3 separate regions of the Homo sapiens genome follow, and regions 2 and 3 are each linked to region 1. A link is a loop called in an ENCODE intact Hi-C map of the cell type or tissue named here. Cell type or tissue: sigmoid colon. All regions are shown on one strand.

The links. A loop is a pair of places that touch in the nucleus more often than their neighbours do. Peaks named below come from ENCODE experiments on the same cell type or tissue, not always from the same donor. Only the 100,000 strongest peaks of a DNase experiment are listed, where the experiment ranks them.
Region 2: a loop joins it to region 1, with 5 times the contacts of the local background. A loop is called at or near these places in 42 of 110 quality-filtered maps.
Region 3: a loop joins it to region 1, with 3 times the contacts of the local background. A loop is called at or near these places in 9 of 110 quality-filtered maps.

What each region holds. Positions count from the first base shown.
Region 1 is chr19:53,193,110-53,198,109 of GRCh38, reverse strand. It overlaps ZNF665 (zinc finger protein 665), which reads left to right and starts at 4,752. Exons shown (of 4, transcript NM_024733.5): 1 at 4,752-4,798. It overlaps LOC124904792 (zinc finger protein 480-like), which reads right to left and starts at 1,009. Exons shown (of 5, transcript XM_047439805.1): 1 at 848-1,009. The coding sequence starts at 874. RefSeq lists a silencer at 1,039-1,108 and an enhancer at 4,787-4,936. In sigmoid colon, CTCF peaks have their summits at 2,432 and 2,632; DNase peaks (open chromatin) are centred at 1,099, 2,649 and 4,719; H3K4me3 peaks cover 2,248 bases; H3K27ac peaks cover 682 bases.
Region 2 is chr19:53,518,098-53,523,097 of GRCh38, reverse strand. It overlaps a transcript of ZNF331 not described here. Among named protein-coding and RNA genes, the nearest start is that of ZNF331, 18 kb to the left of the region's middle. RefSeq lists enhancers at 1,052-1,825, 2,136-2,335, 1,826-2,599, 2,600-3,374. In sigmoid colon, no CTCF peak of the experiment used is centred here; DNase peaks (open chromatin) are centred at 2,237 and 3,437; H3K4me3 peaks cover 1,696 bases; H3K27ac peaks cover 1,035 bases.
Region 3 is chr19:53,867,274-53,872,273 of GRCh38, reverse strand. MYADM (myeloid associated differentiation marker) reads right to left here and starts at 4,391. Exons shown (of 3, transcript NM_138373.5): 1 at 4,331-4,391; 2 at 2,436-2,520. It overlaps MYADM-AS1 (MYADM antisense RNA 1), which reads left to right and starts at 3,167. Exons shown (of 3, transcript NR_184033.1): 1 at 3,167-3,365. RefSeq lists enhancers at 1,674-2,587, 2,588-3,501, 4,611-5,000 and a silencer at 2,776-2,835. In sigmoid colon, a CTCF peak has its summit at 2,674; DNase peaks (open chromatin) are centred at 2,773, 3,573, 4,003, 4,533 and 2 weaker places; H3K4me3 peaks cover 3,800 bases; H3K27ac peaks cover 3,781 bases.

The DNA.
Region 1 (5,000 bases):
AACAGAGGGGGAGACTCATTCTCAAAAAAAAAAAAAAAAAAAAGCATACTGGGTGTCACCGAACAGGCCTAGGTCACCTCCTCCACCATGAGTGTCACAGGACAAGCCCAGCTCACCTTCCCACCATGGGAGGTGACTGCCTAGAGGGGCTTGGGAGCTGAAGGCCCTTCCTGAGAAAGATTTCGGGTGAGAAAGACAAAGGTGGCACCTTAGGACAGGGGTGGGGTCTGCAGAATCCCAGAACCAAGTAAGGACGCGGCCCCTCCGGACTGAGGCTGCAGCGCTGCGCACCAGGGGCCGACAAGGGCAGGTCTTGGAGAACCGGATAGACCTGAATCCACCTTGCAGGTGAGGGCTCTAAAAAGTGCTCTCCCGGCCGGGCGCGGTGGCTCACGCCTGTAATCTCAGCACTTTGGGAGGCCGAGGCGGGCGGATCACGAGGTCAGGAGATGGAGACCATCCTGGCAAACACGGGTGAAACCCCGTCTCTACTAAAAAAAATACAACAAAATTAGCTGGGCGTGGTGGCGGGCGCCTGTAGTCCCAGCTACTTGGAAGGCTGAGGCAGGAAAATGGCGTGAACCCGGGAAGCAGAGCTTGCAGTGAGCCGAGATCGCGCCACTGCGCTCCAGCCTGGGCGACACAGCGAGACTCCGTCTTAAAAAAAAAAGTGCCCTCCCGCGTGGCGGGAAGAAAAATCGGTAAAGGATTTTAGGCAGCAAAAGACACGAAAGGCCATGTTTACCTAGCGCAAAGCAGAAAGACCAGATTCAGGAAGTAGGCTTAGAGCGACTTTAACCCAAAGGGAAAGCGATCTCCGCATTCTCACAGCAACGTCAGAATTTACCTGGGGTGGAGGGCGCGGTGTGGTCATTTTAAGATCTGTAGGGACCCCTCCAGACCCGGGGGATGGAAGAAGGGGGACTGCGAAGCGCAGATTTAATCTAGAGAGAGCGAAACTCAGGCTCGGCGGCGCAGCCTTCACTCCCCGCGATCCGCTTCCGGGTCTACAGAAAACCGCTCGCAGCGGAGACTGGGCGGTCTGGGGGCGGGGAAGGGGCGGGGCCTGGCCAGGGAGAGACCGGCAGGGGGCGGGGCCGGAGGGGACTGAGGTGGCCTAGGGGCGGGGCCTAGGCGGGGCGTGACCGGCACAGGGAGTGGGCTGGGGAGAAAACGCGAAGGGTGGGGCGGGGCCTGGACAGGCAGGGGGCGGGGCCGGGAGGGACCTAAGGAAGGCGGGTGGGAGCCTGCGTTTCCAGCCACCTGGTACCCAGAGCGTCCCTATTTTCTGGGTTTGGGAACACAAGTCTATTTCGTGTCCTGCGGAGCAGTTTTGCTTTCTGCTTATTTTAAGTTAATGTCTCAATTTTAAGGTAAACCCTTAGAGTTATGTGGGCCATCTCTGTTGGAAAGTAAGATGTTTTCCTAAGTTGCAAACTTAAGTTGCTCAACTATTTTTAAAAAGTTACTGCTTTTTCTAAAGCAAGAGTTAATATCACCGGTATTAGCCCTCCTCGCTCCACACCCCAGGTATTTACCATATGAAAATCTCTGCAACTGTGCACAGGGCTGACTCTCTCCCTCCATGGTGAATGGGTGTAGAATGTGGAGGGGATTGCATTAAGTTCTGTTGAGAGGTGACTTGAAATTACTTACACATTCTGCCCAGGCAGAGTTTTGCATTTCACATTCTAGTTTGCATACCCTTCACAGACATTTTCAGGGCTTTTTAGTTAAGTTGCTTAAATTAATTCAAATTGCAGAAACTTTCCTGGATTCAATCTACCCCAAACCGACACCCCCAGAGATGCCAGATCCCCACCCAGAGTTGCTTCAGTCTCACTAGCAGCTCTTCTGTCCTACCTGCTGGCAGTAATAACCATTTCAACGTGAACCATTTCAACTTCTGTCCCATTCGCTGGCAAAAATACCTTTTAACGTATTTTAACGTATTAACGTATAAGTTTAACCATTTCAACTTTCTTTTGCCCAAGATTCCTATTCCCATGGTCAGGTTGGGATCTACCCTCAATAATAACTACGGTGGCCCAGGGCGTTGTAATCTGTGTGCAGCATTGAGCACCAAGGCTCTGTGTTCTGCGTTTCTGATTACATTTTTCAGCTCTAAAATTTCTCTGTTTTTCCTTTATAGCTTCTGTCTCTCTATTGATAGTCTCATTTTGCTCATATCTTGTTTTCCTGATTTCCTGTGGTTGTCTATGTGTGCTCTCCTCTTAATTCATTGACCATCTTGTGACTCTTATTTTCAATTCTTTGTCTGATAATTCACACATCTTCATTTCTTTAGTGTCAGTTTGTGGTGGTTTCATTTGTTCCTTTGTGTGGATCATGTTTCCTTTTCTCCTTGAATGTCTTGTTATCTTGGCACCTCAGCATTTCACTAATCAACCAGTCCTACTTTTTTATTTCTGGCTTCCTTCAGGGAGGACCTTCTCTATTCAGCCTGACTAGAGATTCTGGAAACCTCTGAAGCCTTTTCTGGGAATGTGTCGTCTCTGGGCTTTTGCTTGTAGTTACCTGAGAAGGTTTGCCAGTTTTTCTTCAGGAGAGCTCCTGTTGACAGTCTGCAATTCTGCAGTCCCTGTGTTTTCATGGTAAGCTGTGGTCTGGTTCTCCACCTAGTGTCTGCCTGCGTTACTGCAGACTCTCGTTTATGTTGCTTGCCTTTGTTCTCAATGGTTTCCCTGACCTGGCATCCTGTCACTTTTGATGGTACTTCTGTTACTTAACTGATTCTTTAGGTTTAATTGTAATTGTTGAGGGGTTTTTTGTTTTTGTTTTGTCTTTATTTTGTTGAGATGGGGTTTCACTATATTGCCCAGGCTGGTCTTGAACTCCTGGGCTCAAGCACCCCTCCTGCCTCAGGCTCTCAAAGTGCTGGGATTACAGGTGTGAGCCACTGCTCTCAGCCTAACTGTAATTCTTAGATGCCTGGGTTCGGGGCTTGCTCTGTCATTTCTAGCTCTTGGACCTTAGGCCAGTTTCTTAGCGTATCTGTGACAGTTTCTTTCTTTTTCTTTTTTTTGAGACGGAGTCTTGCTCTCGCCCAGGCTGGAGTGCAGGGGCGCCATCTCGGCTCACTGCAAGCTCCGCCTCCCGGGTTCACGCCATTCTCCTGCCTCAGCCTCCCGAGTAGAGTAGCTGGGACTACAGGCGCCCGCCACCACGCCCGGCTAATTTTTTTGTATTATCATTAGAGACGGGGTTTCACCGTGTTAGCCAGGATGGTCTCCTGGTGACCATCGTGATCCGCCCGGCTCGTGATCCGGTCCTGACCTCGTGATCCGCCCAGCTCGGCCTCCCAAAGTGCTGGGATTACAGGCGTGAGCCACAGCGCCCGGCCGACACAGTTGTTTCCTAGTAAGATAGGAAAAGATCTTTTTCTCATGGGCTATTATGTTGTTATTTGAGTTAATACAGGTAAAGTATTCCGAATAATGCCTTGCACATAGTGTTCAGAAAAGTCAGTCATTGCTATTGCCATTATCATCACAGTTTTTACTTCTGGCCAGTGTTTCTGTAAAGCCACTGTGGACCTTGTCACCTCAGAAGACATCATTCGTGCTTTAGCTTATCTAGATACGGAGTATCACTTAGTGTGTTGAAAATAATATCTAACACTTCTATAGAGATCAGCTTGTGTTTGGGTTTTTATTTGTCTATTTATTGTATTGTCCACAAAACTGAAAACTCCACACAGATTTAGAGGCTATTATAACTACTTAGGGAAAAGTACAATAAAACAGAATTAGGGAGACATAACTTGCTCAAAAATGCCTTCACGCTGGGGCGGTGGCTCAGTGAGCCGAGATCATGCCATTGCATTCCAGCCTGGGCGACAAGAGCAAGACTCTTGTCTAAAAAAAAAAAAAAAAAAAAAAAAACAACAACAAACCTCACATATTCGTATTTAAGAATATAGGAAACACTGATTCAGTTTCTTCTACTGTTCTCTCACAACACAGAATGCTACAGTTAGCCCAGAGGTACTGGGTTTTCCCACACACACCAAGCAAGCAATCCTGCCACAGACACCAGGTGCGTGTTCTCTCATTCCGTTCCATTTTGCCGGGACATGGCATCAGATCCCACACGTTGAGGGCTCAGTCCCACAATAGTGCACACATTTCAATGCCAGTCTCAAGCAGAGGTTGTGACTTGTGCTTACAGATCAGATATAAATCCAGGAGTCCCTTGACCCCCTCCTCAGGTTCAACGAATTTGCTAGAGTGGCTCACAAAATACAGGGAAACACTTTACATAGATTTACGTATTATAAAGGATATTACAAAGTTGACAGAAGAACAGCCAGATGGAAGGGATCAGTGAGGTGAGGCATGGGAGAAGGGGCGTTGAGCCTTGGTGCCCTCCCTGGGTGCACCACGCTGCAGGAGCCTCCCAGTGTTCACCTATCCAGAAGCTCCGCTGAATCCTCTCCTTTTGGGTTGTTATGGCGCCTTCATTACATATGCATGATTGCTTATATTACTGGCCATTGGTTAAACTTTTAGATAGCCTAAGTTTTGTTTTTTTTTTTTTTTGGGAGAGACGAAGTCTCACTCTGTCACCCAGGCTGGAGTGCAATGGCGCGATATCGGCTCATTGCAACCTCCGCCTCCAGGGTTCAGGCCCCGCCCCGGCCCCGCCCACCCTATGCTCTCAGTCCCTCCCAACGCCTGGCCTTTCCCCACCGCAACCCGCCCCTTTGCCTACTGCGCGGGCAGTTTCTTGCAAACCCGGAAGCAGATCTCTTGGAGTGAAGGCTGTTAGTCGCCGCGTGAGTTTCCCTCTATCTAGATTAAACCTGCGTTTCGGAGTCCCCTGCTCCTCCGTACCCGATGTCCGGGGGTTCGTATAGCCCTTAAAGTCCCCGCACGGCTCCCTCCATTCCATGTAAATTCAGACTTTGCCGCGAGACTCTGGGGGTCGCATCGCTTTGGGTTAAAATCACACAGGCTGGTCCTGCCCGCGGTCTTTCG
Region 2 (5,000 bases), 320 kb before region 1:
ATAAAAACATATACACAATAAATACAATTTGTCATTTGCCAATTATATAAAAATTTAAAAAATTAACCATGTTAAAAAATAACTACAATAATAAAAAATAAACAAAAGACCAAAGATATCTGGTGTTTCCTTCCACCCAAAAATAAATCCCTTCCTTACCAAACCACACTGTAATATAAAGTGTTAGAATTAATCTCTTCTGTACCATCAGATTCTTAGACAATTTTTAGACATTTTAGAAGAGGGTAGGTCAATGGAGTATACACGGAGGAATGACCTGCACCGCCCTGTCACATCCCTTGGGGAGGAATTAGTGGGATAAATGACTATTTGGGAAGAAATGGGCCCAAGGAAAGTAAATAGTCTTAAGTTGTATAAATACAAATCATTGAATGAACAAAAAGCTAACTCACCTGAAACCTTACTTTAGGACATATAACACTTCTTCTTCCTCCTCCGGGATGCTTTTCCTGAAGGCCAGCTGGCCGGAGGGGAAAAGGAAGATAAGAATGAGGCACCAGGACCTTTCTGGATCACAAGCTACGTTAGAAAATAGCGCACACGTCCAGGCGCGGTGGCTCACAACTGTAATCCCAGAACTTTGGGAAGCCGACGGGGGCGGATCATGAAGTCAAGAGATCGAGATCACCTATGCCAACATGGTGAAATCCCGTCTCTACTAAAAATACAAAAATTAGCTGGGCATGGTGGCGTGCGCCTGTGGTCCCAGCTACTTGGGAGGCTGAGGCAGGAGAATCGCTTGAACCTGGGAACCGAGATCGCACCACTGCACTCCAGCCCTGGGCGACAGAGCAAGACTCTGTCTCAAAAAAAAAAAAAACAAAGAAAGAAAATAGGGCACACTTGTCCCCAGACCACAGTTAAAATCAATCAGAAATAAGAGGGCACAGGCATGTGAGTTTTTCAGAGAAATGCTGGAAAACTCTAGGAACTGGGGTTCTGAAACATGGAGCTGCCCCTCTCACCACCTCCCCGCCTCCCATGTCAGGTACCTCTTTCTTCCCCAAAAGGAATTCTATTCTTGAGGTTACTTCCTCTTGTCGTCCAGGTAGTGTGCACGGAGAGCACTTCTGGCTCCAAAACTGCCATCTCGTGACTTGTGAAGCCTTCTTCTTGGTCATTTTCACAATAGCGTAGAGCCTCTCACGTCACTTTGGGACCACTGCTCCCTAGCAGGTACCACATGGCTGGAAGGCCAAGGCACAGGAAGCAACGGAGACACTAGAAAGACAGGTGACATGGTCGCACACACCTGTGCTCACTCAAAAGGCCATGCACCCAGGCCCGATCCCGACCAGTCACAGCCGCACACTCGCTGGCCCTTTCACACCCACAGACGCTCACACCAGAGGGACACTGCCTGTCCCTGTCAACCTGACAGAAGTGCAAAGGCACATTTCAGAGACACGGAGACCCGTCCTGGCCGTGCCACCTCTGCAGACCCCACCAGCATTGACCTCGCACAGAACGGAGGTGCAGAGACACAGCCCGGCTGCGTCACCCCTACAGATGCCCTTACAGCCCGGCGCTATGGCCCTCATAGACGTCTACACACACCTGTGTCACAGTTTATGGGGACAGAGCCCGGCCGCGTCAACCCCGCATGCATCACGGCTTAGGGGAACGGGGCTTGTTCGCATTACCCCACAGACGAAGACAATTATCTCAGTCACTGGGCCACGGCGGGGCCCCACCAGGCAGCCTCTGGCTTATTCACACACACACACACACACACACACACACACTCACACACACTCCCACTTCCCTGCTCGCCGCTCCCGAAGCCTCAGGCCGAAGCTTCTTCATTTTAGGGCCTCCGCGTCCCGAGTGGCTCCCTCACCGCCATTCCCCGCGGAACCCTGCCCTGGCTTCCTCCTGGGAGGCAAATAGCTCCCGGCTCGAGGCCTAACCACACCCAGCACATCAGGAGGTGAAACAAGGTCTCAGGCGCAGTTGGGATAAGATCCAGGAGAAACCATTTTTAAAAATCCCGCGAGCATGAAGCACGCCCCTCAGCCGGCCACCCGGCTCGCTCCTCATTGGACTGTGCCCCAAGGCCCTCTGGGAAATGTAATGCGAAACCAGAGAAGCTTCGACGCAGCTGGAAGGGCGCCCGTCAGTGTTTCCCAGCATGCAACTCTACACGGCGCAAATGGAGCCGTGACCCAGAGGCCTCTGGGAAATGTAGTCCATAACCCGGAAATCCACAGAGTTGGAAGCGGCTGTCAGGATTTCCCAGCATGCAACTCTACGCGACCCTAAGGGCGTCCTGCCTTGAGGGCTTCTGGGAAATGTAGCTCATAACCCGGGAATCGACGTATCTGGAAGGGCGCCCATCAGTGTTTCCCTGCAGGCAACTGCACACGGCCCTAATGGAGCCATGCCCCAGAGACCTCTGGGAAATGCTCACTACGCGGGAATCCTTAGCGCTGGAAGCGCGGCCGTCAGAATGCTTTTCGTCGGTGTCTCCTCCCACTGTTAGAGCAGCTGCACCCCCCATAGACTTCTGGGAAAGCGTATTTCAGACTGGCAGAATCTTCAAATGCTGGAAGCCCTGTCGGCCTTCTCCTGCCCTGAAACTTTGCTTGCTCCTAAGGCGCACCACAAAAAATTCCTGGGAAAAGTGGTTCAGGCTCTAGGGGCCTACAGTTATAATTGCTTACAACTTGCATTTGGGATCCGTCCATAGGGAAGGCGTGTCCCCGCGTCCTTCTGGGAAGGAAATGTAGTCTGAAACGACCAGAAATCACGCCTGTAATCTCAGCACTTTGGGAGGCCGAGGCGGGTATATCACCTGAGATCAGGAGTTCGAGACCCTCCTGCCCAACATGGTGAAACCCCATCGCTCTAAAAATGCAAAAATTAGCCAGGCGTGGTGGTGTGTGCCTGTAATCCCAGCTACTTGGGAGGCTGAGGGAAGAGAATCGCTTGAACCCAGGAGGCAGAGGTTGCAGTGAGCCGAGATCACACCACTGCACTCCAGCCTGGGCGATAAGAGTGAAACAATGTCTCAAAATAATAATAATAATAATAATAAGCCCGGAAAGCTTAAAAGCTGTGATTTGGGAAAAGTTCAAAAATTTCCCAGCATGCAACATGGCCCTCCTTAGAAAAGAGCTGTGCCTCCAGAGCGTTCTTGGAAATACAGCCCCGAGCTGGAAATGCCTCTAGAAAGTGTTAGGTAGGGTGTTTACATGTGAGATTTTGGGGACGTTTCAGCACTGCCCTTTCCCCCACCCCCCAGTAGATTGGGGAGCTCCAGGCATGTGTGTAGGGACCTTGAGTAGGTTCCACGGGAGTGACCTGGTCCTGACTGGGTCTGTGCCAAGGCTCTCTCTGTAAGGGCAGGACTTTGCGTTTCGTTCTCTGATGCTGTCCCAGACTTGGGAGCACTGCCTGGCTCTTCAGATGTCTCTGTGAGTGTTACCTTGGTATGGGCGGGAGAGGCCTGGGCTGTATGGCTTGCTGCCCGGCAGGATATTGACAAGATGTTCTTATGATCAGGCGGTTTGGCCCTTTTTCCGGTGGGATCTCATCAGGATGTTCCTTGGACCTTTGCCAAGAAAGATATGATAGGGATGGTTTTTGTAGTTGGGCCTTTGCCCAGTAGGACATGATGAGAATGTTTCTTTAATTGGGTCTTTGTTCGCCTTGTGGTCAGGTGGTTAGGCAGGATATTTCTCACTGCCTGAACCCCTGTGAAATGTTTCACTTTGACCAAGGTCTGCAAAAGAGCAGGGGGCTTCCGAAATGGTGCAATTTAGACAAACACTGGGGTGTGAGATGCTTTGCCCTAAAAAATATATGCTGTTGTTGGGAGAGAATCATTGGTGGGTGTGACTGGATTTGTGATTGTGTGGACTCATCAGGGAGCCTCCTGGAGCTCAGGTAAGGGAGGGCGCCTGTGAGGTTTTTGGCCTTCATTATGACATGGATGAGATTGTATGTTTCTATGAACGTGTGGGTAAGACTACTGTATAGAGTACCCTTGACATAAGTAACTCCATCTTAGAAAAAGACTCCATCTTGCATTCCACAGGGCACTTTGCCAACAGGGACAAGATGTTTTGCTTAATAAATAAATAATAAAGACTGCATCCAACCAGATAAGGATATAAACAAGCACATTCTTCCACCATCTGTCCTCCCCAGAGGACTCTGTGGCCATAAAAGGAGCAAGGCTTCAGTGGCTTGAAATAACCATCTTAACTGCAACCGTCCTGCTGTCATTTGTGATGAGCACTTGGCATCTGCTGCTGAAGCCTCAAAGACTTCTTGCAAGACCAATGGGCCTGCCCAGCCCTGACCAAGGGTTTTGTTACTCTCCTTGGACTGACTTGTTAACCCTTTTCTCCTATCTCTTTTCTCTTGATGTTAAACATTACTTTGTTTATTGTGAAATGTTTAATCTATAACATTTATATATATTGATTAAGTACACTACTATGTATGGTTTGCAATATTGACTGACTTGTGAAGTGGCTTGAGCCTGCGTGTCTATGGCTCTGACTACCAAGTGAAGGGGCAGTACCAAAGAGAATTGCCTTGTATTAGTCAGGGTTCTCCAGAGAGACAGAACTAATAGGATATATGTCTATAGGAAAGGAAGTTTATTAGGGAGAATTGGCTTAGACGATCACAAGGCCCAGTCCCATGATAGGCCATCTGCAAGCTGAGGAAAAAAGAAGCCAGTAGTGGCTCAGTTCAAGTCCAAAAGCCTCAGAAGCAAGGAAGCCAACTGTGCAGTCGTCAGCCTGTGGCCAGAGGCCACAGGGCCCCCGGCAAACCACCAGTGTAAGTCTAAGAGTCCAAAGACCAAAGAACCTGGAATCTGATGTCCAAGGGCAGGAGAAGCAGAAGGAAGCATCCAGCACGGGAGAAAGATGAAAGCCAGAAGACTCAGCAAGCAAAGGTATCCCACCTTCTTCTGCCTTCTGTGTTCTACCTGAGCTGGCAGCCAATTGCATGGTGTCCACCTA
Region 3 (5,000 bases), 670 kb before region 1:
CAGTGAGCCAAGATAGAACCCCTGCACTCCAGCCTGAGCCACAGAGCCACACTCCGCCTCAAAAAAAATAAAATAATCTGGGCGCAGTGGCTCATGCCTGTAATCCCAGCACTTTCGGAAGCCGAGGCTGGCAGATCACTTGAGGTCAGAAGTTCAAGACCAGCCTGACCAACATGGTGAAACCCCGTCTCTACTAAAAATACAAAAATCAGCTGGGTGTGGTGGTGGGCGCTTGTAATCGCAGCTACTTGGGAGGCTGAGGCAGGAGAATCGCTTGAACCCTAGAGGTGGAGGTTGCAGTGAGCCGAGATTGCGCCACTGCACTCCAGCCCGGGTGACATGAGTGAAACTCCATCTCAAAAAATAAAATAAAATAATAAAAATAAATAAAATAAATAAAAAATAAAGCATCCTCCTTCTGCCTCCTGCCACAACCCAAGTGTCAGAACAAAACGCTTGTCTTCCACAGGCTCTGAAAACCCCATCTCTCAACTTCCTTTTCTTTCAGTATTCAGAGCTCTGCACCCCAGACCCTGTGAGCAAACTTCCTTCTTCCATCGAACAGTGACCTAGACATTTGCAGCCTCTAAACGGCCCAACCTCCCCAGGCTTCCACTCTCAGGGACCCACATCTAATAAGAGCTCCGACCTCCCGATAAAGGATATCTTCTCATAGAGATCCCAGCCGTGGAAAACCAAGAGATCTCCCCTCCCTTCTGACAAGGAGCCTAAACTCTTAGCGGCCTCCTCCTCTCCCTACCCCCCACCTTGGAGATTAGCAACCTTCACTCTCAGTCTAACTCCCACCTGAGATTTAGGACTGGAGTACTGCAACCCAAAAAAGCTAGTTTGAGCCTCCCCCTCCACACTCCTGCATACTGAGTCCATCTACCTCCACCTTCTCTCCCCAAAACCCAGCCAGCTGGTCCCCCAGCTTCTGGGAAACTCAGCTCCCCAGATTTCCAACTGTCCAGTAGGAACCCCAGGCCCTTCCACTGAACTCTCTCTAGGCCTCACAATCCTGTTTTTTGGTTGTTGTTTTTTTTACATGGAGTCGCTCTGTCACCCAGGCTGCAGTGCAATGGTGCGATCTTGACTCACGGCAACCTCCGCCTCCCGGATTCAAGCGATTCTCCTGCCTCAGCCTCCTGAGTAGCTGGGATTACAGGTGTGTGCCACCATGCTCGGCTAATTTTTGTATTTTCAGTAGAGATGGGGTTTCGCCATGTTGGCCAGGCTGGTCTCAAACTCCTGACCTCAAGTGATCCGCCCGCCTTGGCCTCCCAAAGTGCTGGGATTACAGGCATGAGCCACTGCGCCTGGCCATCACCGTCCTGTTATAAGGGGTCAGACCTCTGGCCCTGGACCCTTAGCCTGAAGGATCCCAGATGCCCCAGACTCCAGAAAACCAATTTGCTTCTTTAGTCCTTGCAAAACCTACAGCTTCCACCTCCTTGTCCTAATGGCCCCCAGGAATCAAGTGCCCGTCCTCTTAGAAACCAGGTGCCCAGTTCTTTCCTTAGGCTGTAAACTGTCTCAACGCAGCCACAGGACTAAACCCAAGGCCTCTCCTAGCCACAGGAAAGTAACTTCCTCCTTTCAGCTTCAGGCACTTTGCAGGGCAGTAGCACAGGCCTTAACCTCTTCGTGGCAGTCGCAGGACAGCAGCTCCCTGAGACAAAGGAGCCAGGGCCTGGACTCGCTTCTTCCTCAGATACCTCAGTGTCTGGGACCCTATTCCTTGGAGCCCAAGCTTCCTGGTCCTTCTCCCAGGATCTAGGAGCCCAGGACCTAATCCTTCCTCCTTCAGACCCACGAGTCCAGACCCCAGCCCCTCCTCCCTCAGACCCAGGAGCCCAGGCCCCCAGCCCCTCCTCCCTCAGACCCAGGAGCCCAGGCCCCCAGCCCCTCCTCCCTCGGACCCAGGAGTCCAGACCCCAGCCCCTCCTCCCTCGGACCCCGGAGTCCAGGCCCCCAGCCCCTCCTCCCTCGGACCCCGGAGTCCAGGCCCCCAGCCCCTCCTCCCTCGGACCCAGGAGTCCAGACCCCAGCCCCTCCTCCCTCGGACCCAGGAGTCCAGACCCCAGCCCCTCCTCCCTCGGACCCAGGAGCCCAGGCCCCCAGCCCCTCCTTCCTCGGACCCAGGAGTCCAGACCCCAGCCCCTCCTTCCTCGGACCCAGGAGTCCAGACCCCAGCCCCTCCTCCCTCGGACCCCGGAGTCCAGACCCCCAGCCCCTCCTCCCTCGGACCCAGGAGCCCAGGCCCCCAGCCCCTCCTCCCTCGGACCCAGGAGCCCAGGCCCCCAGGCCCCCAGCCCCTCCTCCCTCGGACCGAGGAGCCCAGGCCCCCAGCCCCTCCTCCCTCGGACCCCGGAGTCCAGGCCCCCAGCCCCTCCTCCCTCGGACCCCGGAGTCCAGGCCCGCTGCCTACTCACCAGCGGTCTTAGCAGAGGAATCCACGGAGAAAGATCTGGTGGTGGAGACGGATTAAGCCACACTTGGAACAGGCTGTAAGAGCACCTGAGGGGGAGGTAGGCCGTTAGCGTCCGTTTGGACAGGCTCCTCCCTCTAGGGATCGAACGCCCTGCGGAGACAGGAACGTGGCGTGGAACCCAGCAGGGCCCTGGCGGTGACCCCGGGTAAGCCCCGCCCCCTCCCCTCCCCGTTCAGTTAACTGTTTGGGCTGCGGCGGACGGAACCCAGCGAAAGTGCACGCCCCGCGGGCCGGCGTGGGCGCGTGTGTGATCTTAACCCCGCGGGGGCGGGGGTGCGGGCGGCAGTGGCGGGAGAACCCTGGGCGGCGGCTGTGGAGGCGGGCGGCCCAGCCAGAGCCGGTGTCTCCGCGCCTTATAAGGGCTTCGAGTCGGCCCAGGCATCTGGAATGTGTCAGGGACCAGGAGGCGGTGCCCGGACCCCCGCCCGCCTCCGGGGCTGCCCGCCCTCTCCCGGATTTCCGGGGGGTGGGGACCCCGACTCTCAGGGTTGGAGGCCTGCATTTCTGGATCCCTATAAACATGGGCTGAGAGCCCCCCCAAGAGCATCTCTAAGACCGGAGTGGGCAGGGACCCGGGCCTCTGAGGGGCTCAGGCTCCAGGCCGGAAACTGCACGCGGTGCTGGCGTCAGGCCCGAGGCCCAGCTACGCCTCCCACGGCCTCCCTAATCGCCATTCGGGGCTTGCGGGAGCACCTGGGAGGCTCCACCCGGAGCCAGACACTGCCTGCCCCCACGCCCCTCCAGGACCCTCGAAGGAGAAGGAAATCGGGACTGGCCCAGCGTCCCGTGCTCTAGAAGGCGGGCTACTGCCCCGTCCCAAGCAGGGGAGGAGGACGAGCGAGGGCGTCACTCATTCTGTCCCCCGCGGAAGGTGGGCTAGCCGCGGAGGGGGGCGCGCAGGGGAGGGGGGCGCGCCGAGGGGAGGGGAGGGGAGGGGTCCACCCCGCCCTTAGGGCCTCCAGCCATCGCCCGAGATCAGAGCTCAGGAATGCGCAGCCAGACCCTGGAGGGTGAGGAAACACCCCTCCGGGATTCCTCGCAGCGCACCCGACTCTCCGGGCCACACCCAGCCCCTCAGTGTCCTCCCTCGTCCACTCCAGACGCCACACCCATCGCTCACGCTGAGAATCGGGCCCCGGAACCCCAGCTTCGGCTCTCGGCACCCAGAGGTGCGGGACGCAGCCCTGTCTTCTCCTCCTTTCCCAGCTCCTTCTGCACTTCGGAAGCACGGGGCTGGATCTTAACACCCCCCTCCCTCGGCCTTTCAGGAGCCCAAAGTTCCGATTCTGTCTGTCCCCTGGATGGGGAGGGGTCAGTAATTCTGAATTCCTTCCATTCTCATTCCCAAACCCAGGACACCTAACCCTAAGCGCTTCCCCTCCTAAAGGACCTCCACGTACCAGATTCCAGCCTCCAACTAGGGCACCTACGAGTCCCCATCTCTCTACTCCCGCAGACCCAGCCCCTCCTCCCTCAGACTCAGGAGTCCAGGCCCAGCTCCTCCTCCCTCAGACCCAGGAGTCCAGGCCCTCAGCCCCTCCTCCCTCGGACCCAGGAGTCCAGACCCCCCAGCCCCTCCTGCCTCGGACCCGGGAGTCCAGACCCCCAGCCCCTCCTCCCTCAGACCCCGGAGTCCAGGTCCCCTTCCCCACTCTTCCAGACGTATGACCTCCACAGTCCAGGTCCTCAGCCCTCTCCTCTGCAGAACCCCAAGAATCCTGGCCCAGCCCCAGTCTTTCTAGGGACCCAGACATTCTGAGACCCAGCCCATTCCTCTCTCTGGCCATAAAGACCCTAGACTGTTGCTTATGCCCTCTGGGGTCCCCACAACCTCACCTCAGGCAGCCAGTGGCGACTGCGGCTGAAGCAAAGACGACAGCGGCAGCTGGAAGGGTCTGAGGGCTGGGTGGGGTTGGAGGGCTGGGGAGCCAGCGCGGGCGGGACGGGGGCGGGGCCGGGGCGGGGCGCAGCTCCGGCTAGGGCGGTGGACAGGGACTTCCCCGAGTCTGGGCTATCCCAGCCCCGCCCCGAGGCGGGGCCAAGAGCAGACCACGCCCCCCAGAGTAAAAGTAGCGTGGAGCTCCCGCCCCACCCCAGTGAGCAGGGTGGAGGGCTGAGGTCACGGTTGCCGTGGTGACAAAACAGGAAGACACAACAGCTGGCGGCGTGGAGACTCCTGGGGGCTGCCCTCCTCGACACAGCCCTAGAGGAGTCTCCCGGGTAGGCCAGGGAAGACCGTTACCATAGAAACCCCGCATGTTTAGGGTTTGTTTAGTGCAGAGCCCCCCAGCTCAGGTCCCCGCCCCCGTCTCACCTCACTCCTTTCTTCCGCTCCCTTCCTACCCCCTCCTTCCTGGTCTGTTCCGCCCCCACCCCTTCCTTGCCGGATGAAACCTTAGACACCTGGGTCGCAGCGGATTGGGGGACCAGGCCCCTCAGTTCAATGGGGGGGCTAGGATCTCTGTCTCTTGGAGCCCTGAGGGAGAGCAGAATTGAGAGCAGTATT